Regions from separate parts of the Homo sapiens genome. Here all the other regions are linked to region 1. A link is a loop called in an ENCODE intact Hi-C map of the cell type or tissue named here. Cell type or tissue: GM12878. All regions are shown on one strand.

What was found. A loop is a pair of places that touch in the nucleus more often than their neighbours do. Peaks named below come from ENCODE experiments on the same cell type or tissue, not always from the same donor. Only the 100,000 strongest peaks of a DNase experiment are listed, where the experiment ranks them.
Region 2: it touches region 1 in a loop (6-fold over the local background); 2 of 110 quality-filtered maps call a loop at or near these places.
Region 3: it touches region 1 in a loop (6-fold over the local background); 2 of 110 quality-filtered maps call a loop at or near these places.

What each region holds. Positions count from the first base shown.
Region 1 is chr22:33,469,227-33,477,226 of GRCh38, forward strand. All of the region lies in intron 6 of LARGE1 (LARGE xylosyl- and glucuronyltransferase 1), which reads right to left. Among named protein-coding and RNA genes, the nearest start is that of MIR4764, 37 kb to the left of the region's middle. RefSeq lists enhancers at 3,069-3,148, 3,289-3,348, 3,359-3,428. In GM12878, no CTCF peak of the experiment used is centred here; DNase peaks (open chromatin) are centred at 1,135, 1,505, 3,355 and 3,725; H3K4me3 peaks cover 1,335 bases; H3K27ac peaks cover 5,011 bases.
Region 2 is chr22:33,321,717-33,329,716 of GRCh38, forward strand. All of the region lies in intron 10 of LARGE1 (LARGE xylosyl- and glucuronyltransferase 1), which reads right to left. Among named protein-coding and RNA genes, the nearest start is that of MIR4764, 110 kb to the right of the region's middle. RefSeq lists an enhancer at 3,750-3,799. In GM12878, no CTCF peak of the experiment used is centred here; a DNase peak (open chromatin) is centred at 4,065; H3K4me3 peaks cover 446 bases; H3K27ac peaks cover 1,831 bases.
Region 3 is chr22:33,564,867-33,572,866 of GRCh38, forward strand. LARGE1 (LARGE xylosyl- and glucuronyltransferase 1) reads right to left here. Exons shown (of 15, transcript NM_133642.5): 6 at 1-153. Among named protein-coding and RNA genes, the nearest start is that of MIR4764, 130 kb to the left of the region's middle. RefSeq lists an enhancer at 1,094-1,163 and a silencer at 4,777-5,071. In GM12878, no CTCF peak of the experiment used is centred here; DNase peaks (open chromatin) are centred at 918, 1,005, 3,375 and 3,835; H3K4me3 peaks cover 1,257 bases; H3K27ac peaks cover 3,352 bases.

The DNA of each region.
Region 1 (8,000 bases):
CACACATAGGTTCACTGCAGCACTATTCACAATAGCAAAGGCATGGAATCAACCTAGATGCCCATCAACAGTAGACTGAAAAAAGAAAATATTGTACATACACACCATAGAATACTATGCAGTCATAAAAAAGAACAAGGTCATGTCCTTTGCAGCAATACGGATGGAGCTGGATGCCATTATCGTAAACACACTAACGCAGGAACACAAAATGTTTACCTCCAATAAGTGAAAACCAAACACTGAGTTTACATGAACACAAAGAAGAGAACAGAAAACTAGGCCCACTTGGGTGTGGAGGGTGGGAAGAGAATAAGGATAGAAAAACTATCTATTGCCTGTAATCCCAGCACTTCAGGAGGCCGAGGTGGGTGGATCACTTGAGGTCAGGAGTTCGAGACCAGTCTGGCCAACATGGTGAAACCCCCTCTCTACTAAAAATACAAAAGAAATTAGCTAGGCATGGGGGCATGCACCTGTAATTCCAGCTACTCGAGAGGCTAAGGCAGGGGAATTGCTTGAGCCTGGGAGGTGGAGGTTGCAGTCAGCCAAGATCGCACCACTGCACTCCAGCCTGGGCGACAGAGTGAGACTCCATCTTAAAAACAAAAAACAAAAAACAAAAAACAAAAAACCATCTATTGGGTGCTATGTTTACTCTTTTTTTTTTTTTTTTTTTCTGACACGGAGTCTCGCTCTGTCACCCAGGCTGGAGTGCAGTGGTGCGATCTTGGCTCACTGCAAGCTCCACCTCCCGGGTTCACGCCATTCTCCTGCCTCAGCCTCCCGAGTAGCTGGGACTACAGGCTCCTGCCACCACGCCCGGCTAATTTTTTGTATTTTTTAGTAGAGATGGGGTTTCACCACGTTAGCCAGGATGGTCTTGATCTCCTGACCTTGTGATCCACCCGCCTCAGCCTCACAAAGTGCTGGGATTACAGGCATGAGCCACTGGGCCTGGCCTACTATGTTTACTCTTTGGGTGACAAAATAATCTGTACACCAAACCCTCATGACATGTAATTTACTTATATCACAAACCTACACATGTACCCCTGAAACCAAAATAAAAGTTAAATACATCATGGCATTATTATTGAACTCTAAAAAGGCAGACAAGCCCTCTCTTGCTGTGGCTTCAACCCTAAACTCCTTGGCTTGGCTTCAACCTGCCACACAACTTTCAAGTGAACATTTATGATGTATTTACTCTATTTCAGGTATTGGGAATAATAAACAGGAATGAGCAGTCTTTGCCCTCAAAGATCTTAGAATCTATTCCTTTTGCTCCACGTTCTCCTCTCTGTCAAAACACACCAGTGCATGCTGTCCTGACAAGCCTGGTCTCTTAACTGAAGCCTCTCAGCCCCGTGTGGGCACATGCTCTCCCTCACCTCCCCGGAAGGGCCCCTCATTCCTCTCGTCCATAAGCTGCCCTCACCTTGTGAGTTCCACTTCCTCTACACGGACCTTGACCTCTTCGTGGGGAGCACTTGCTTCTCTGAATGCAGGTCCCCATTCTGGTCTGGCCCACACCATCTAAGGTTTCATTTAGATTCAGTTCAAATGCCTCCTCTGAGTAAAAGGCAGTGTAGTCTCATAGAAACACCATGCATGAATCTGAGAGAGCTATTTTACAGCGTGGGACCTTAACCAAATCTAAGTCTCCCTGAGCCTCAGGTTAGACTTCTGTCAAATAGGGATATTAAGTTGGTTGTTGTGAGGACCATATATGATAATGTTTGTAAAATGACTTATAAACGTTGTAGGACTGATGAAACTTAATAGTCTTTCTTCTTCTTCTTTTTTTTTTTTTTTTTTGAGAGAGTCTCGCTTTGACTCCTAGGCTGGAGTAAGGTGGCGTGATCTCTGCTCACGGCAACCTCTGCCACCTGGGTTCAAGCAATTCTCATGCCTCAGCCTTCCAAGTAGCTGGGGTTAAGGGCACACACTACCATGCCCAGCTCATACTTGTATTTTTAGTTGAGATATATTTTTAGCAGAGATTTTTAGCACCACGGTGGCCAAGCTGGTCTCGAACCCCTGACCTCAAGTGATCTACCCACCTTGGCCTCCCAAAATGCCAGGATTACAGGCATGAGCCACCACACTCAGCCCAGTCTTTCTTCTAACAACAAGATATTGATTCTGGAAAGCCCCGAACAACCCCACAAAGTACAAAAACAACTATAATAATAATACCTCTTATTATAACTGTTGCTTTTATGTGCAAAGCATCTGCTCAATTTTCCGATGTGGCTCTTCACTAATTTCTTATGGTCTCTTCTCTCTCATCATGAATTTTTTTGTATTTTATTTATTGCTTATTTCCAACTCTTGTGCCCCACCCAAAATAATGCCAATATGGACCATGCTGAATAACTGGTTGGGACCAAACACAGGGCTGCCCAGGAAACTCTTCCACTCAGAGAGGTGTAGGCCTTAGCTCCTCCCCAGGTGCCAAAGTACAAAAAGAGGCTGAAAGCACTGGGCTGATCTTATGATCAATAAAAGATAAGTGGGAGAGGCCAGGCGCGGTGGCTCACCCCTGTAATCCCAGCACTTTGGGAGGCCGAGGCGGGCGCATCATGAGGTCAGGAGTTCTAGACCAGCCTGGCCAAGAGACCAGCCTGGCCAATATGGTGAAACCCCGTCTCTACTAAAAATACAAAAATTAGCTGGGCGTGGTGGCGGGTGCCTGTAATCCTAGCTACTCGGGAGGCTGAGGCAGGAGAATTGTTTGAACCCGGGAGGTGGAGGTTGCAGTGAGCTGAGATCACACCACTGCACTCCAGCCTGGGTGACACAGTGAGACTCTGACTCAAAAAAAAAGAGTAGAGCCTCAGTGGAGAGCCAGGGGAGACAATGGGAAGACCATCCAATCAATTCAGTTACAGCTGGAGCTGAGCAGGCAATCCTGATTTAGTGCCATGGGTTAACTTTGAGCTGATTCTCCTGGTTGGTTTCATATTTTCAAGCATACTTTAAGGTCTTTGGAGGCAAAGATGGCAGTTACCTGCAGACCTTCCCAAGCACTTTGCAGGATGTTATACACAGAGAAAATGTCAACAGTTTGTACTGATGAAGGAGACAAAGAGAGAGACAGGCATGCAGAGGGAGAGGAGATAAAGAAAAAGGGATGCCAGAGAAAGGATCTTACTGTTGCTTACCTCTTTTTGAGTATTTCTTTCTTTTCAAATATCTAGTATAGTGGTTTCCAATGAGAGCAGGACTGATTCCTAGTGGGGTATTTTGGAAACCTCTGCAGGTGTTTTTTGTTGTTGCTATAATTAGAGGATGCCATTGGCTAAATTTAGAGGTGAGGTCAAGGGATGATCAACATTCTGCACTCTACAGGGAAATTCCACACCACACACAATAGTCCCTTGCCTCTCATGACTTTCAAATGTCTCAGCAGATAGTCATTTTAGTGAAAAAGACGTCAATAAGCAGCTATGTATAAAATCTAAACCACATTTTACATTTAAACTCTGAGTGTTTCTGCACATTTTAATATGTGCTGAGTTTTCTAGCAAAGCATCTACCATGTAAATTGAGGGAAGATCGTACTCCACTTTGTTTGGAATTTTACCAAGAGCTGCTCGTCATTTTGTAAAGTAATGATACCAGTAGCAGTGCTGCTGGCAGCATCTGAGTCATCAAACGATGCACCTGTATCTTTCTGCATTTGTAGCTGTCATGTGTAAAGGAATTCTGTTGATGCCTGCACAAGATCATTTCGTCCTGTCTTCTAGAGCACTGGGGTGGTCAAATATCTTGGCTTGCCTGGGACTGAGGGGTTTCCTGAATGTAGAACTTTTAATGCTAAAATTGGGAAAGTTCCAGGCAAATGAGGATGAGCGAGCCACTCTACTGAGTATTAACATATTGAGATGCATGATACTTTCAAAATGATACAACCTACACTTTTTCATATCTCTCTTTTTTTTTTTTTCTTTGAGATGGAGTTTCACTCTTATTGCCCAGGCTGGAGTGCAATGGCGTGATCTTGGCTCACTGCAACCTCCGGCTCCCAGGTTCAAGCCACTCTCCTGCCTCAGCCTCCCAAGTAGCTGGGATTAAAGGCACCCACCACCATGCCCGGGTAGTTCTTTTTATTTTTTATTTTTTTTATTTTTTTGAGACGAAGTCTCACTCTGTTGCTCAGACTGAAGTGCAGTGGCACTATCTCGGCTCACTGCAACTTCTGCCTCCCGGGTTCAAGTGATTCTCCCGCCTCAGCCTCCTGAGCAGCTGGGACTAGGGGCACATGCCACCACCATGCCCAGCTAATTTTTGTATTTTTTTAGTAGAGACGAGGTTTCACCCTGTTGGTCAGGCTGGTCTTGAACTCCTGACCTCGTGATCCACCATGCCCAACCAATTTTTTGTATTTTTAGTAGAGGTGGGGTTTCACCACGTTGGCTAGGCTGGTCTCGAACTCCTGACCTCAGGTGATCCACCACCTTGGCCTTCCAAAGTGCTGGGATTACAGGCGTCAGCCACCGAGCCCAGCACTTTTTCATACCTTCTACATACACAAGGTGCTGGGCATATGAAAAGTGATGGAAAAAAATATTAAATGAATGGGAGAAGAGGGAGAGAAAAAACAGGCCATTTTCTCAGAGTTGCTAAAATTAATTCTGTTCTATGAGTATGCGACTTTCCAGAAATGTGCAGCTGATACCAAGGCACACCTTCTCACCATCCCACAGTTTGAAGACATTTCATATTCTTATATTTTCTGCAAAGTATTCTCCAAAACATCTTTGGAGGGGAAAGGAGGTTGGTCTGCCTTCTGAAAAGGAATCATGATATCACAGGATCACATATTTCACAGGAACTTCAAGGTTACTAAATCTGGATAATCTTTTTCACTCAAAGGGCCTCAAACATATATTGTTGGCCAATGTATCTAGTCTTTTATTTTTATTTATTTATTTATTTATTTTTTGAGATGGAGTTTCACTCTCGTTGCCTAGGCTGAAGTGCAATGGTGCAATCTCGGCTCACTGCAACCTCCGCCTCCCAGGTTCAAGTGATTCTCCTGCCTCAGCCTCCCAAGTAGCTGGGATTATAGGCATGCACCACCATGCCTGGCTAATTTTCTGTTCTTAGTAGAAATGGGGTTTCACCATTTTGGTCAGGCTGGTCTCGAACTCCTGACCTCAGGTGATCCACCTGCCTCGGCCTCCCAAAGTACTGGGATTACAGGCATGAGCCACTGTGCCCGGCCTAGTCTGTCTTTTAAAAGGCAATACAACTAGACAGGTGCTGTGCTTGGTGACAATGGTAGAGACATGGCGCTTACCCCCTTATGCCTGGCACGCTTTGCATATTGACACTGCCTGCCTTCCACCTGCATACATGTGAGTCTGAGACCTCACTGTTATCAGGACACAAATCACCTCTGGAGTTTTGATAAGTCATCCGGAGCCTCACCTTGAACATCTGCTTTGACATAATAAGGAATAACTGGGAAACAGTTCTCTTTTTGATTCATTTGTGGTCACAAGAGGAAACCAACCACAGCTTACAGGAAAATAAGGAGTGTGGAAAAAGAGTGGGGTGCTGTGGGCTAGCTGATGTCCCCAGAGAAAACTCAGCTGTCAGCAAGATGGCAATGCTCCTGCATCCAAAACACAGCTGCTCATCTGTAATCTTGAGGCAATTTTGTTCAGGGGATAACTGGCTGAAAAGAAGAGAGCTGAAGTGAGAGGCCAGGAACTTGTTTCTGACAGTAATATCAGAAGATAAGGAGATGGAATGCCCTCTTTTGTCAAACTGCACCTCTTTTCACTCCACCATCTACAGGACATGCACCAGGGAGGGGGAGCCAGGCTGAATTTGGGGACAGGGAATGGCATAGTCTACTCACTGGAACAGAGTCTTTGTGTTTAATATGAGGGGTTTAGAAGCTTTTTCAGGAATCTTGCCTAATCCCATATAGAAGATGAATACTGGGGTGGGACTACCAGGGTTTGAATCTCTGTTTCATCTCTTCCTATTTGCATCACTTTACCAGTCAAAGGCAAGTTGCATATCTCTTAATTGGTCTCCTTATTTGTTAAATAAGGATGATAATAATAGGATTTATGTGATAGAGATGGTTATGAAGACAAACTGAAGGAGATCAAGGTAGAGAAAATGTTTAGACCAGTTCCTAGTACCTACTTGATAATCAGCATCAGTGAGTCATATTTATTTATTTATTTATTTATTTATTTATTTATTTATTTATTTATTTATTTTGAGATGGGGTTTCGCTCTTGTTGCCCAGGCTGGAGTGCAATGGCATGACTTAGGCTCACTGCAACCTCCGCCTCCCAGGTTCAGGGGATTCTCCTGCCTCAGCCTCCCAAGTAGCTGGGATTACAGGCATGCACCACGACACCTGGCTAATTTTTTGTATTTTTAGTAGAGACGGGGTTTCTCCAAGTCGGTCAGAGTGGTCTCGAACTCCCGACCTCAGTTGATCTGCCCCGCCTCAGCCTCCCAAAGTGTTGGGATTACAGGCGTGAGCCACCGCACCTGGCCTAACTCATTATTTTTTTCACAGCTTTATTGAGATATAATTAGCATACTGTACAATCAGCCATTCTTTTTAACCATGTCTGCTGCCCAAACACCATCCAGAGCCCCTAATTTGGATAGGTGTTATTAGAGAATATTGTCTGTGAAAGGAAAATAAATCTTGGGACCCCAAAATCACTAAGCCAAAGATAAAAGTCAAGCTGGGAACTGCTGGCAACTGCCTCAGGCAAACCTGCTTCCCATTATATTCCTAAATAAGATAGCTACAAAGATTTTAAAAAGAAAAAACAAAAGCTACGTATCTTCCTCACAATTTGGCCACAAGGAAATTCCCTGTGAAACTCAATATCTTTATTCTAAAACAATTCTGCTGAACTTCACCTGGCAATGTAAATTGATAGCTGATTAGCTGATCTTCACAGGTGTGGGACAGACAGTCCTCCCTCTGCTCACCTGAGACAAACGCATACCTGGATTGCTTCCTCTGCCCTATTTATGTAAAAATGCAGATTCATTGAGCCAGACTAAGGCAAAAGTGACTATTTCTCCACCACTCTTCTCACTGTAAATTGTGTGTTCAGTGAATGGATGATCAAAGACTCAAAAGAATGCAACCCTTTGTCTCTTATCTACCTATGACCTGGAAGCTCCGCCTACTACTTCGACTTGTCCCTCCTTTCTGGACCAAACCAATGCACATCTTATACATATTGACTGATGCATCACGTCTCTGTAAAATGTATACAAGCAAGCTGTCTCCTGACCACCCTGGGGCACATGTCTTCAGGACTTCCTGAGGCTGTGTCATAGGCATGTCCTTAACCTTGGCAAAATAAACTTTCTAAATTGATTGAGACTGCTCTCAGATACTTTGGGTTCATATGTCCTTTAAATGAAGTAACATTTCCTTTTTGGTTCTCTTCCCTATCCCACTGCACCCCGCCCCCCAGCCCAAAGAATACTAGGTATTAACTACACCCAAAAGGTGCTCTCCAAAGGTATACATTCATGACCAGATCATAAGCAAGGAGGGCAGAAGCAGAGAAACTCAAACGGCGATGTCAGAGTGTGGATAACTAACATTAGCAGAACGTGCACACAGGACCTTTTCATGCACGCAACATGCAGCTTCGGTGACATGACTCGGATGTGAGTCATGAGGTGCTGCCCTGCGATTCTTCGGCTCGGTGACAATTGCTGGAATCGAAGGACAGTGGGGAGCCTTCTGAGCCTGTCACAGTGCTCTTTTCTCAGGTCACAGAAATAACTTTCCTGGGAAAAGTTTCCAAAGAGATGAAAAAGAAACAGCTCAGAGCTGCGTGGCGGCTCACCGCTAAGTTTTCAAAGTGCCACTGGTGACAAGAAATTCTGGGAGGAATGTTCTCAGAAAAAGCCCCACCTGGGGCGTGAGAGACCCTGACACTTCATATGTACAGATTTCTTCCTTCTTAGTTGAATCAGGAGAT
Region 2 (8,000 bases), 150 kb before region 1:
GCTTCAGACAAGTAGCTGGTCCTCACCATGTGAAAATGGGCATTAGTGAGTGGAGAATGAGAAACACATGCATGTATGGGGGTTTCTCATCCCCTTTACTGACTGACTGGTTGATTGACTAAGATGGAGTCTCACTCAGTCGCCCAGGTTGGAGTACAGTGGCACGATCTCGGCTCACTGCAACCTCTGCCTCCCGGGTTCAAGCGATTCTCCTGCCTCAGCCTTCCTAGTAGCTGGGATTACAGGTGCGCACCACCATGCCCAGCTAATTTTTGTATTTTTAGTAGAGACAGAGTTTCACCATGTTGGCCAGGCTGGTCTTGAACTCCTGACCTCAGGTGATCCACCCGCCTCGGCCTCCCAAAGTGCTGAGATTACGGGCATGAGCTACTGCGTCTGGCCTCTCCTTCTCTTTATATGCACACACAGGTACATACCCTTGAGTTGGGGAAAAAGACATTCCCAGGTAAATGGCTCCAGGAACCACTTTCTAAAAAGCATCCATATGGTGAGCTCCTAACAGCAGGAGCTGTATCCCCTTCATTTCTGAACCATCTGAACCTAGCAATATCCAGGTTCTATATCCAATGTTAACAAAGATTTTCTGAGTGGTGGATTCACAGATGAATTTTATTGGCTTCTTTATACTTTTCTGTAGTTAATTAATTCCCTGCATTTTTCTCAAATGAGCTAATGCATGTCAAGTGTTTTGTAAACTCTAAAGTGCTGCAGAAACTTAAGCAATGTGGTTATGATTATATCATGTACCTTTTCAAATCCTAACCTAGGCTTGCTTATTGCTGACTGCGTGGCTGATGTGATCCATCTTGGATGTTCAGCAAGCCTCTGTTGGATGTCCTCAGCCCCTGTATGTTAGGAGAGGGAGTACTGGTCAACGGAGATGCTCCGAGGACTTCCAAAGTACACCTTGCCCTAGTGGGATGGACTAGGGCAGTCCTGGAGAAGAGGCCACCTCCAGCTCTGAACTTCATGGTACCAATAATGGGATTTGGTGGCATCCACATCCCAAGCTCACTTGCAGCCCTTGCTGCAGTGTATAAAGGGTATTATCTAGGGAATATTGTCATTTACCAACCACAGTGGGTATTGTAGAAAAAAAAGGTGGCCGGGCACCGTGGCTCATGCCTGTAATCCCAGCACTTTGGGAGGCGAAGGAAGGCGGATCATGAGGTCAGGAGATCGAGACCATTCTGGCTAACACCGTGAAACCCCGTCTCTACTAAAAATACAAAAAATTAGCTGGGTGCAGTGGCGTGCGCCTCTAGTCCCAGCTACTTGGGAGGCTGAGGCAGGAGAATCGTTTGAACCTGGGAGGGGATGGTTGCAGTGAGCCGAGATCACGCCATTGCACTCCAGCCTGGGTGACAGAGTGAGGCTCTGTCTCAAAAAACAACCACCACCATCAAAAACAAAAACAACAACAAAAAACAAAAACAAAACAGGAAAGAAAGAAAGGTATGCTGTCAGACGTACCTGTCCACAGGACTCTGGGGCAACCAGAAGCCATCCTTGAACTTGCATGTTCATTTCTCCTCTACATGGTGCTTTGCACCTTGATCCACCTAATACTAACTGGGTACCTACTATGTGACTGGCGCAATGCTAAATGTTTTCAGGTGCATTGCTTCATCAATTTAATCCTTCAGCACACATATCTGTTGTACAAAGGAGGAAACTAAGGCTCAGGAGCTTTCAGTAATCTGCTTCAGTGAGCGAGAAGAAGTCCAGGATGGGAATCCAGTCTTCGGACCTCAAACCAGGGACATTTCACAACACAATTACTTCTTCCCAGGAGATGGAGGTGAGAATCAAATGAGATGGTGGAAGACACAATGTTCCATGAACGAAGCAGGCCATAAAAAACTGTGGTCCCAGTGCAGGAAAAAGACGAAAGGAAAAAGAAAAACCCACTCAAAAAAAGAAGGGAACACATTATAATGTTAACAAAGATTTTCTGAGTGGTGGATTCACAGATGAATTTTATTGGCTTCTTAAACTTTTCTGTAGTTAACTAATTCCCTGCAATTTTCTCAAATGAGCTAATGCACGTAAAACTGCTTTGTGAACTGTAAAGTGCTACCCAAACCTAAGCAATGTGGTTATGATTATATTATGTACCTTTTCAAATTCTAATTTAGGCTCGCTTATTCCTGACTGCGTGGCTAATGTTATCTCAATGGGGAGACTCTAGCAGTTTAGAAACTGCCTCCTTGGCCAGATGCGGTGGCTCACGCCTATAATCCCAATACTTTGGGAAGCTGAGGCGGGTGGATCACCTGAGGTCGGGAGTTCGAGACCAGCCTGGCCAACGTGGGGAAACCCCATCTCTACTAAAAATACAAAAATTAGCCAGGTGTGGTGGTGGGTGCCTGTAACCCCATCTACTCGGGAGGCTAAGGCAGAACAGCTTGAACCCAGGAGGTGGAGGTTGCAGTAAGCTGAGATCATGTCATTGCACTCCAGTCTGGGCAACAGACCAAGACTCCATCTCAAAAAAAAAAAAAAAAAAAAAAAAAAAAAAGCCAAAAAAACAAAAACAAAAAGCCAAAAACAAACAACCCCCCCCCCAAAACAAACAACAAAAAAGCCAAAAACAAAACCTGCCTCCTTTTCACCCAGGGTTTGGGTAATTTCTCTGGGGAGCCATGGAGCCGGAGGGAGTATTTCATTAACAGGGTCTGAATGCTACTGTACTCTGCTCTCTGGCCACTGCCACAGGGAACAGAGGGCTCCTGACAAGGGAGGCACAGAAACAAAAGACAGATTTCTCCTGAGATAAAATGCATTTGCTAAACTGCTTCTTTGGGCAGCCAGCTGAGGCAGAGGGAAATTTGGACCCAAGGGAAAATGGCCCGTTAGGCAGTTTGCATTTATTTCTCCTCATCTTTAAGGACAGTGGCCTAGACTGACTTTTTGAGCTGCTGGAAATGATGGCTGGTTATACCTGAGGATCCAGAGGGAGTACAAGTGCATCCTGTGCTCTGGCCTTAGAGACTTCTGTTCACAGTTGCGCAAACTAAGGAGTGAGATTATGGGGATAACTGAAAAGCGAGACCTGATATCTCTGACACTCATTTTCTATGCGACCTTGAGCAAGTCATGTCTCTGAATTAGTAAGACAAAGGGTTTGGACTTCCTAAAGTGACGCTCAAGGATCACGCACTCACTGGGTCAGGTAAAGTGGGGAGAGCTTTTGCAGGTTCTTTCTCATGTAAGACTCACATCAACTCTACAGATCAAGAACCACTCTTAGTCCTCTTTAGTAGAAGAAGACATCCATCATCTGAAAGGTTTAGCCATTGCTTAAGGTTATACAATGCGCGAACAGAGTAGCTGAGATTCAAACCCAGGTGTATTTCCTCTGAATTCTTGCAGGTAACCAACTCACTACAATGCCTAGTTGGTCAGCCTCTGGGCTTCTTTCTAGTTCTAACAGTAAACGATTCTGTGACTGCAGAGGACTCAACACATGTATTTCACATGGTGGCAGAAACATCCTGTGCTCACCAATATCCATATTTTGCTCTCTTCCTGGGCACAGAGCTAGGCTGTATCTCCAGCCTCCTTGCAGTTAAGAATAACTCTGTGATACAGCTCTGGCCACTGGAGTCTGGAAAGGCTCTGGCTAGTACAGGCACCACTCTGAAGCCTTGCTCAGGAACAAATTTTATTCGCCTTCTTTTCTTGGCTGACAGCCAGAGCAAGAGAATCCTGTAGAGCAGGCTGGGGTTCTGTGGAGGGCAGAGCCACAAGACAAAAGGAGCCTGGGTCCTTCAACCTGCAGAAAAACTACCTGCCAATCATGAACACCCATGTGGACTTTCTGCAAGGTTCCAGCAGGTTGAGCCACATTACAGCTGCTTGTGCTACCTTGACTAACAGGCACATTTGAATGCTTGTAGCCTGTAAGTGATGGAGACATAGTACGATGGACCAATTAAGGAGTCTGGGAGGCCCCGTTTCTTCCTTCCTGTGACACCCCTCCTTCTGATGTCTTGGGGCAATGGGTGAAATCACTGATGGGGAAATTACCACTCAAGCATGTTGCTTTGCACTTTCAACTTGCTTTCACTTTTTGGTGGCTTCGTATCCACTATTTCATTTTTACTCCTCCCCAGCGCTTGCATGAGACAGGCAAGGCTGCCCTTAGGGCCCTCAGTTGACAGATGAGGGCCCAAGGTGCTCAGAGAAGCTGGGGCTCCAACTCTGGTCTCCTGAAACCTAACCCAGAGCTTGTCCCTGTGGTTTCCACAAAGCAGTTACATCTTATTAAGCCACACAGACAGGCAGAAAAAGCTCACGACCTTCCTCGTTGCCTGCTGTGTGTATTAATCAACAAGTTCCAGGAACCCAAAGCATTTTTTTACTAAGGAAACCAAACTATGAGTCCATTTTCATTCTTTTGCAGGGAGGTAGGGGGCTGCATTCAGGACTGTTGAGTGAAGGTTCAGAGAGGGTCTGCCCAGCCCTGACCTCGACTTGGAGGAGATAAGAAAAAGGCTTGGTCTCCTCCCTCCCAGTTATCAGTATTAATTCACGCATCACATACAATTCATAGGCTCTTATTTTATGCCAAGTCTTGTGCTAGGAATGGGGAATGAGCTCCTGCTTCTGCACTTGTATTATTCCTATGGTCTAGGAGGAGAGGCAATGAAGCCAGTCACTAATTACAAACACAGTGCAATCACAACACAAACCTTAATTCTGGGGGGCCTTTGCCATCTGCCACATTGTTCTAAGCTCCTGGCCCTGTCTTACTTTATTGATTCCTCTTAAGTCTATCAGATAGGAATAACTAATTTCCATCGTACAGATGAGAAAACTGAGGTGCAGGGAGTTTAAGCAGATCACCAGGAATCCCACAGCTGGCAGTCCAGCTGGGATTTCACATGAGGCAGCCTCATTCCAGAGCTGCCTTCTTATCTACTGCACAAGTAAGAGATGCCACTTGAGAAAGGGAGATATGGTGGAAAGGAGAGGAAGGGAGGGAGCTGCTTTATAGACAAGGGAGGGCCGAACACCTGGCAAGTGCAGAGAGATGACAACCAGTGCCTAGAGGGGTCAAACAGGGCTCTGTGTAAGTTGCAGCTGAACAGGATCAAAGCAGCCAGGCCACAAGGGGAAACCGTGGCCCAGACTTGTATCCACTGAGTCTCTTGATCCCACAGCTCCTCTTCCCTTCACCCCCTCTCTCTGGAGCTTAACACATTCCTGGAGGGTCCTTTGGAGACTGGCCTTGAGCAGCCTAGCCTGTCTTAGGGTTTTGGGTCTGTCCATCCTGGGCTCTGCTGCCTGCTGCGTGACTGAAGAGTTGGCGACATGCGGCTCGCACGTGAGAGCAGGAATGCATTCTGGGCTTTCTCCGGGATTCTTCTGAGATACAGCTGTTTCCACAGAGCCATCTGTTTCTTGGCATTGTCTTGCAGGGTGATGCCATACAATGTTATAGAATCTGTTTATATGTGTCTTATTTTTAACTTCTAGTTGAGGTGATGCTGTTGTTTTTTCCTCTTAGCAGGCTTAGTGTCAGGGAACGTGGCCTTGGAAGTGGCCTGTCACCTTCATAGCGTGAGAGAGTTAAGCTTGGAAGCCTTCTTCATTTCAGAGGTGAGGCAGTGATCTCCCAGCAGTTGAGAGAGCGGGTATCCAAGACAAGCTTTCTGGAAAATACTCGTAACAATAACTGCCTAGATGGTGCAGCACTTTGAATACTTTAACCCCTTTAACTTTCCTCAAATAGCCTGGTGTGGGTGCATTTACTGACCATTTTACAGATGGGAAAACCGAGGTTCATGTAAGGCTAGAGTTATGCCTAAAATCATAGATCTGGTCTAGGGCCACGGGGTCTTGCTCTGTCGCTCAGGCTAGAGTGTGGTGGTGCCGTCTCGATTCACTGCAGCCTCGACCTCCCAGGCTCAAGTGATCCTCCCACCACAACCTCCTGAGTAGCTAGGACCACAGGCATGTGTGGTTTGCTTATTTTTCACAGAGACGAGGTCTCACTATGGTGCCTGGGTTGGTCTAGAACTCCTGGGGCTCAAGTGATCTTCCTGCCTCAGCCTCTCAAAGTGCTGGGATTACAGGTATGAGCCACTATTCCCAGCTTGGGCCAAATTTTCTGAGTCCAAGTGGAGGGATGCTTCTGGCACACCACAAATGCTTCAAGAAAAGGACTTGTTATAGTTCATTTGTTCAACAAGATTTATTGAGCATGGATCTGGTGCCAGGCACTCTTTAATGAAGATGTACTGATGAATAAAACAGATAAAAAGCCCCGTAGTCACAGAGCTTACATTCTAGTGGGTAGAGACATGATCAACAAAAATAAATAAGTCATGATTATATTAGTGATAAGTACTATGGAGAAAAATGAAGGAGCCCTGGAGAGAGGGAGTGCTGGGGTATGGGACAGGCATTGCAATTTTAGATAGAGGAGTATTTTAAATAGTCGTAGAGAGACCACTCAACTATGAATCAGGGCTTGATACCGGCTTCAGCCCTGCCACCAACGTGTTCTATGAATTCACCTCTCTGAGCTTCTATTTCCTTCTGTATAAAATGGAGATAACAGCAGTGGCTCGCGCCTGTAATCCCAGCACTTTGGGAGGCTGAGGTGGGTGGATCACGAGGTCAGGAGTTCAAGACCAGCCTGACCAAGATGGTGAAACCCCAGCTCTATTAAAAATACAAAAATTAGCCTGGCATGGTGGCAGGTGCCTGTAATCCCAGCTACTCGAGAGGCTGAGGCAGAGAATTGCTTGAACCCGGGAGGCGGAGGTTGCAGTGAGCCGACATTGTGCCACTGCACTCTAGCCTGGGTGACAGAGCGAGACTCTCTCTCAAAATAATAATAATAATAATAATAATAATAAAATAAAACAAATAAATAATAAAAAAGGAGATAACAGGAACTACCTTGAAGGGTTAGTGAAAGAGTAAGAAAACCGTATCCATATAACAACTAGGAGAATTGTGGAATAACCTGGATATATGTAATAATGTAACTTACTATTACATTAATATGACATACATAGCTACATCCATTTGGGAAGCACTTCCTTGTCTTGTGGCTTTAGAGTTAGGTAGACCTGGTTTCTAATCACGGCCCCAGCACTTAGGAGTTGTGTGGTCTTGAACAAGTAAATCATTTCTTTGAAGCCTTCCTTTCCTTATCTGTGAAATGTGACTCATAATGACTCCCACTCTTTGTGGTGAAGATTAAAGTTGTATTTCCCTTTCTCTTTCTTTCCCTGTAGAAAATTTCCAATTCCCAAAAGCTAGAGGCAAGCAGAGAAAGGTCTTAGAACAGCACAAAGAGCTGTGCTCATGCAGGAGAGACCAGAATGACTAATACCTATCGTAGGGATACCCAGCAGGCTTTGGTTCCCTGCTATCACTAGGAGGCTAGGAGACCAATACTGATTACTCAGAGTGCTGTTTTGAGGAGGATAAAGAAGCTGGGCATAGGTGAATAATGCAGTCATCAATTAGTGATGTCTGCTGTGGGCAGGGGTTGGAGACACTGGCTGTTGACTTACAATTCCATATACATTCAAAAATTCATTGGTGTCCAGTGTATTTTTTTTTTGTAGTTTGTGGATGTTTGGTATGTTTCATAATCTAGCTTTTAACATAACAACAGATCATTCTTTTACCATCAGTCTTTCTAAATTAAATACCTTTGTGGGTTTTTTTTTTGTGGGGGGAAGGGGGCGTTGGCTGCCTTGGAAAGAAGGAACAAGGAGGCGAGCCCAGAAAGGGTTGTTCTGAAGCTGATAAGCAGAAAGTGACAGCTGTCAGAAAGGAATCCACAGAATAAGCAGTGAACAGTCTGGGGCCATTTCCTGCCAGGTTAAACAGTATCTTTCCTCCTCTGGACAACCCCCTCCACCTCCTCCAGCCTTTTCAATGTAACCACAGTCATCAAATATTGTAAACTTAGTTTAATACTAAACTGAGTTTAGTGTTTGCTTACTAAA
Region 3 (8,000 bases), 96 kb after region 1:
AGCCCACAGCTCTGCAATGTCAGTGGCAAAGGTGATATCCGTGTCAAGGACGATGACTCTCTCCAGGTTGGCAGGAAGAGTCTTGGTCAGGACAAGCTTCATCAGACCATAAATCCCAGAGTAATGTTTATTGGGGATCCAGGAAACTTCAGACTAGACAGAACAAGGCAGAGAGAGAGTTGGAGAAAGGGAAAAAAAATTGCTATATTAATTCTTTGCTTAAACATTATAAATAGTGCCTAGCACACAAAAAGTATCCAATAAAAATTTGTTGAATAAATGAATGAGTTTTCTTTTAAAGATTTATATAATTTGCATTTTGACATGTGAAGTTTTCTGGAGGAAAATGTATCTGAATTAAGGGAGAGGAAAAGTAATAGTTATGAAATAATTATTACTGCAAATCCTATGTTGAGATTTTTAAATAAAACTTTTGTTATTATAGAAATTAAATAGATCCACTAGAGAAAAAAAGGATATGCAAAAACATAAAGGTCCAAAAATTGAATCCCACTACAAATACTTTTGCAACCAGTATCAAATTGTTCCTATGTACGTATATTTCTTTAAATCATATTCCATTTACGTGTCATTAAAGATTAGTGGGCAGTAGTATTGTTAAAGCTTATGCTTATTCTTTTAAAACTGTAATTGAATAGATTACTACTGCTGCCTTCTCTTTATTCTCAGATAAATAAGAGGACCTAGTCATCACGCGACACTCTTCACCTGACAGCAATAGAGGACACACACATAGGACAGAAGGAGGACCTAGTCATCACGTGACACTCTTCACCTCCTAGTCAAGGAGGACCTAGTCATCACGCGACACTCTTCACCTGACAGCAATAGAGGACACACACATAGGACAGAAATGAACCACCCATGGAGCACTGACATTATGATCCTCACATAACATAATGGAACAATCAATGGCTTGCAGGTGGGCAGAGTCATCAGCGAGGTACACACACGGGTGCCATTTTGTGTCCAAAGGCAAGGATAAAAATAAAAGCACCAGTGTGATGAAAGCTCTCATCTATGCACAGTCATTTATGAAGATCACTGTGGGCAGAGGCCCCAACCTAGCTGCCATGGGGAGTTTCCATGGGAGCCAAAGCACACTTATTTTCAAGAGGGTAACACTTTTAATAGAACCCTTTAAAACAGGGAACATGGCCACCTTCTCAGGATTCCAAAAAATATTGATCTCCTTTGACCTTACAAATACCATGTTGAGGAGATGTTCTTAAAAAAATTCAAATTTAAAAATTTTGTTTTAGACACCAAAGTTTTATTCCCAAAGATGTTCATCACCATGTTACCAAAGAACAGCCATCAAAATGCCCCAAAATGGAACAATTAATTCAAACATGATACTCTTGTTTTTCTGATAGCATACTATGTAATTGTTTAAAACAATGTGGATCAAGATATAATTTCTAAAAACCTGCATATGATGTTAAAGGGGAAAAAAGCAAGCTTTAAAACTGCTTTTACTTAAAAACAACTACGTGTAATCAAACCAAATGAAACACATTCACCCAAATCTATGCAAAGGAAGAAAAAAATAGCAGCAAGACATCAAACTGTGTGCGGAGCTGGCTCCTTCCGGGGGGTTCTTGGTCTCGCTGACTTCAAGAGTGAAGCTGTGGACCTTTGTGGTGAGTATCACAGCTCTTAAAGGTGGCGCAGACCCAAAGAGTGAGCAGCAGCAAGATTTACTGTGAAGAGCGAAAGAACAAAGCTTCCACAGCTTGGAAGGGAAGCCGAGAGGGATGCCGCTGCTGGCTGGGGTGGCCAGCTTTTATTCCCTTATTTCTCCCTGCCCACATCCTGCTGATTGGTCCATTTTACAGAGCACTGATTGGTCATTTTACAGAGTGCTGATTGGTCCATTTTATAAAGTGCTGATTGGTGTGTGTTTACAATCCTTTAGCTAGACACAGAGCACTGATGGTACATTTTTACAGAGTGCTAACTGATGCATTTACAATCCTTTCGCTAGACATAAAAGTTCTCCAAGTCCCCATTTGACCCAGGAAGTCCAGCTGGCTTCACCTCTCATCAATTTCAAAAAAAGCATCCCCAACTCTGTGTATGAGTCCCTGTCACCCTACACCCAGGCATCATGGAGGTGGGGAAAAAGGACAGAAGTTCAAATCTGGGCTCTAGCCCCACACAAAGCATTTGATCTCTCTAAGCCTTGGTTTCTTTACCTGTAAAATGGAGTGTGTTTCAGAGATGGAATGGGTCTCATGAGTCAGCATGGGGAACCTGTCTCATAGCTGCCCTAAATTGGCCTCCTGTGTGCCACCATCACTAGACTATGATGTTAGAAAAAAATGTGGTTACTTAGTTTTTTTTTAAGAGTAGTTGCTCATTTTTAAAAGTTGGTAAAATGGAGACGATGCCTACTTCACACAGTGGTATAAAAATTAAATTATATTAAAGGACTCAAGGGCGTGGTACACAAAATATACTCAGTAATAAGCTCCCGCCCTTCTTCCTGATCCCTCTATCTTATTCCATGTATTTAGCTATCAGTGCCTCTTTTGGTGCTTCCAGATGAAGGTAAGGGTCTGTGGGATGTATGCAGGAGAGCAAAACACCCTGGGTGGTAGATTCAGGCATGCCTGGATTTAGATTCTAGTATCATCACTTAATCGCCATGTCACCTTGGACAGGTTTGCTCAGCTTTTCTGAGTTTCTGCTATTTATAAAGGTCATGATTTCTTTTTTAAAAAATTTTTAATTTTAGATTCTGGGGGTACACACGCATTTTTGTTACATGGGTACACTGTGTAATGGTGGAGACTGGACTTCCAGTATACCTGTCACCTGAATGTTGAACACTGTATCCAGCAGGCAATTTCTCACCCCTCACACAGCTCTCACCCTCCCCTCTTTTGGAGACCCCAGTGTCTATTATTTCCAGCTTTGTATCCAGGTATGCCCGTTGTTTAGCTTCCATCTGTAAGTGAGAACATGTGATATTTGATTTTCTGCTTCTGAGTTAGTTCACTTAGGATAATGGCCTCCAGCTCCATCCATGTTGCTACACTTACTTCATCCTATCAGGCAGTGTGTGGGTGGAAACAGCACACTCTCCTGGGGAATCTAAGGAAGATTTAATAAAAGGACTATTTAATCTAAGTATATGCAGAATTAGGGGCAGTAACAAGAACCGTGCAGTTACTTGAGGAGGGGAAGAGTACTTGGGGCCATTACCACCCCAAGGCCAAAAGGGCCCAGGCCAGCAGATGCTGGAATCCAGAGAGAATTGCTGTTTGAGTAAGGCCACCTGGCTGAGGCAGTGACCTTCAGCAGAGGGACACAGCCTACCTGTGGCAACGCATAAGCCAGAACAGGAAAAAACATCTCAACCTCACTTCCCTCCTGCCCACCAGTCTCCCGGGAGGGCAGCCCTCCAGTCAACCCTAACGGAAACCAGAGCGAAAGCGAGACTAGAGATGCTTTATGCATCAGCCTCATGGAGCATAAAGTGAGGGTTACGGCAAGAGAGGACCTAGAAGGAAAAACCTCACACAACCGAGTCATACAGTTAACACAAGGGCAAATTAAATGAACAACAACAAAATCAAAGCACAATGCCCTGGCTGGGCGCAGTGGCTCACGCCTGTAATCCCAGAACTTTAGGAGGCTGAGGTGGGCGGATCCCCTGAGGTTGGGAGTTCGAGACCAGCCTGAACAACAGGGAGAAATGCCATCTCTACTAAAAATACAAAATTAGCCGGGTGTGGTGGTGCATGTCTGTAATCCCAGCTACTCGGGAGGCTGAGGCAGGAGAATCACTTGAACCTAGGAAGCGGAAGTTGCGGTGAGCAGAGATCGCACCATTGCACTCCAGCCTGGGCAACAAAAGCGAAACTCAGTCTCAAAAAAAAAAAAAAAAAAATAAGCACAATGCCTTGTATATAATAGGTACAAAACACATATCTGGAACAGATGGATGGATGGATGGATGAATGCATGGATGGATGGATGGATGGATGGATGATGGATGGCAGGCAGGCATAGGAAGGCGGGCGATTTGTCTACAATCCCACAGCCAGCAAGATGCAAAGCTCTAAGAGTCAGAATTTGCCAGGAGAAGGTTTGTGTTCTTTCCCCAAACTACATTATCCTTCCTTTAGAGTGAGCCATCACCGTTAAGATCCGAGGACTCAGTGAGGAATTCCCTCCCATGTGCTTTATAAACATCTTCCTCATGAAAGCCCTGGCCTTTGGAGCTCAGCTCAGCTTCCTCTCTCCTCTAGCAATCTGCCTGAACTGAGGCTTGGCAATCATTAGTCCATGCTGCAGAGCTGTGCTATTTAATCAGACCTTTGATTAACTTATTCATCTATTTTGGTTACCATCAAAGCAGGAGAGCTGGGTGAAGACTGAACACGAGAGTGATGGGTTAAGCTGTCTAATTAGATTGCCCTGACTCTCCGTTTTATTTTTAACACACATGTGAGGCACTCAGTTACACTGCAAAACAGGAAGACTACAGGAATAAATTAATCTCAACATGAGCCCAGTCCTGAATGTCACTCCAAGTCCCCAACTTAATACATAATCAATTAAGTCCAAGTGTTCAATTAGTTGTAAAGGAGGCAATGGGATGAGTTTGTATTCAGAAAGAAAGCCCCAGGAAAAGGTGGAAAATTAAGAAATTTGGTGGTGGGGAAAGAACAAGTGGTAAGAAGCAGGTACATTTATTACAAATAGCTCACCCTCTTAGAGACGGCATGATATCTAGCACTCTTCCCCCACCTCCATCCACATTCTCCCCCTCTTTCAAGTCTCAACTTAGAAATCACTGCCTTCCAGCCACCCCCACCCCCACAGCCCCAGGCTGGATTAGGGGCTCCCAAAGCAAGAAGCAAGCTGTTTCCCTTCCTCCAGCACAGCATGTTATCCTGCTGGGTTCAATTTTCCATGCCCCTCTCCTGCACTTGACTGAAACTCCTTGAGGCAGGGACGATGTCTTTTTGACTGTGGTAACAACACAGTAATTATTCAAAAACTGTTTGATGAATGTGCATGACTACGGAGTCAGCCAGGCCTGAGTTCATTTTTCTCTGATATTTTCCTCACCTAGGAGCAGAAGTGTTCATGATTGCTAAAATCCAGGGTCAGGACAGAACAACAGAAGAGGCATAGTTTGTTGAGCCCTGAAGCCTGGGCTATAGAACTGGTTCTACTTTTAATGAGCTGTGTGACCTCAGGTAACTCACTTAACCTCCTTGAGTCTTAGTTTTCTCATCTGGAAAATGGGGGCCTACAATGTTATAGTATTCACAGGAGAAGGCACAGCATCCAGCCTCATGCGGGGCAAGCAACAGGTCTCCTCTAAGCCCACTTCTCCTCTCAGTGAATGCCTGTCAGCAATACCGAAGTTCAGATGACTCAGAATTTGGGGCATGATAAAAGCAGCAAATTCTGGTACCTTTGAAAGTAAAGGGGAAGTCAGGAATGCAGATGGTTTTGTCAGGGGAAATAAGTCACTTGTCACCTTGTCCTATGTTTCTGTAAAAAATGAGGCAGGCGGATCATGAGGTCAAGATATCGAGACCACCCTGGCCAACATGGTGAAACCCTGTCTCTACTAAAAATACAAAAATTAGTTGGGCATGGTGACGTGCTCCTGCAGTCCCAGCTACTCGGGAGGCTGAGGCAGGAGAATCGCTTGAACCCAGGAGGGAGAGGTTGCAGTGAGCCAAGGTAGCACCACTGCACTCCAGCCTGGCAATGGAGCGAGACTCCATTTCAAAAAAAAAAAAAAAAAAAAAAAATCACAAGCTGAAATCTGGAAAATGCAAAGTCCCTCCCTCTGGTAGATCTCCAAAACTGGACAGCACACTTTGGGTTTGAGGAGGAGGAAAAGTGCGTGGGAGTGATTAGCCATGCAACCTTTTGGGGCAGTCTCTCCATGCAATCCACACTGGTATTAATCTCATTTCCATGCCGCAACACACTTCAGTCCAACCAGGAACTTCTTACATCATGGGGTCAATGGAGAGAAGAGCACCCTCGAAGGCAGGCTGAGGAAACCTGGAGGGCACCAGGCAAATTTTCCCGAGAGCACCCCATAGAGAAGTCAACACCTGGCAGAGTAATATCCCACCATGTTGTTCATCACTATCAACACGCCAAAGGGTTCGTGTAATTAAAATGATAATAAAAATGAGAGTTAGTTTATTTTAATGGGCAGATCATTATCCTTGCAATGGCTGTTAATAATTCTAAGCAGCATGGTCTAAACTTCAATCAGCAAAAATGCAGTCATGCCCAAGATTATCACCTAATTCACTTATGTAAAGGGAGCACAGGCAACCCCAGGTTTTAAGGGTTTTATGTAAACTGGGGGGTTGGGGATGCTCTCAAAGGGAAATCTGCCTTCTTGAAGAAGCTGCCAATTACCAGGCAGACCCAAAGGGGAGCATCTATGAGGCGGTGTAAGTGATTCTAGGGTATATCTGATGCCAGGTGGTCCACAGAGAAGTTGACCAGATTAGCAGTATGAGCATGGAGGCAGAGAGCTGGACAGTGGACACACCTCACCTCTACAGGTGACTGCCCAAAACACAGGGGATGGAGGAAAGCCATGTCTCAATGGTGATGACACATTTCTGACCTTTGATAAATAAGGGAAAAACAGGAAAAGAGACTGGTTTTGTCAGGAAATGATGCTCACTCCTTCTCCAAGATGTGGATTTCCAGGAGTCATTGAGATACCCCAGTAAAGATAATAATAGAAAATATGCCTAGCACGTGCTGGGTGTCAGGCATTGTGGCAAGACCTTTATATGGGCTGACCTATTGAAACTCCTCCTACCAAGATTAAGGGTTGTCTATTATTTAGTACCCAAAGTTTGGTGGTCCTTTTCCTTACCTCAACTTTCAGTCCCCCAGTCCTAGATACTCTACTCTGAACTGATGTGTTTCTCTCTTTCCCTCCCTTCCCACTGGACCTGGCTTATTCAATGTGCTCTTCACTCTTCTGATTTACTGCAGGGTCAGGACTGAGCCTCTGCCTCCCTCCAGACACATTTTCATTCTCCAAGCAGTTTTTCAAACAATTAGGTACAATGTCTTTAGAGCTGGGCATTCCTGGCTTCCAAATCTCTCCAGGCCTTAATTTTCTCACCTGTAAAAAGGGTAATAGTAGTATATCCTGCTTCCTTCCTAAGGCGTTACTATATATGTAATCTGTAAGCTCTCCTCTGCCATACTGGAAATATTTTTTGCTCAAAATAGATTGCTTACCCATATTAACATTTTGCTGTGGATTACAAATCACCTTGACATATTTTAAAAAATTAAAAAAAGAAGTCATCCCAGCTGCAGAATGTTTGAAAAGTCATTTGCCTTTCATGTTGTTTCTGAGTGGTTGTCTTGGCAACCAACCTATATGTTCAGAGTATAATTGTTAAGAAACAGAAGTGGGGCGGGGCTTGAGATGCTGGGACAGAGACACTGGCAGATGCCTTGGAAGAAGATCGTGAAATGAGCACGAGCTTTGGAGTCTGGCTGGCCCAATTCTGAATCCTGACTCTACCACAACCAGCCTGGCAAAGTCACCTCTCTAAGTCTCAAGCTCCCCACCCATAAAATAGAGAAAACAATACACATTGCATGAGGTTTGAAAAAGCATTAAATGAGGTAGGAGAGTCAAAGTGCCTAGCACAATGCTTGCCACATCAGGGCTCGATATGAGTGTTTAAAATGACACATGCCATTAATCCCAGCACTTTGGGAGGCCAAGGTGGGCGGATCACTTGAGGTCAGGAGTTCAAGACCAGCCAACATGGTACAACCCCATCTCTACTAAAAATGCAAAAATTAGCCAGGCATGGTGGCGCATGCCTGTAATCCCAGCTACTTGGGAGACTGAGTCAGGAGAATCCCTTGAGCCCGGGAGGTGGAGGTTGCAGTGAGCCAAGATCGTGCCACTACACTCCAGCCTGGGCGACAGAGTGAGACTTTGT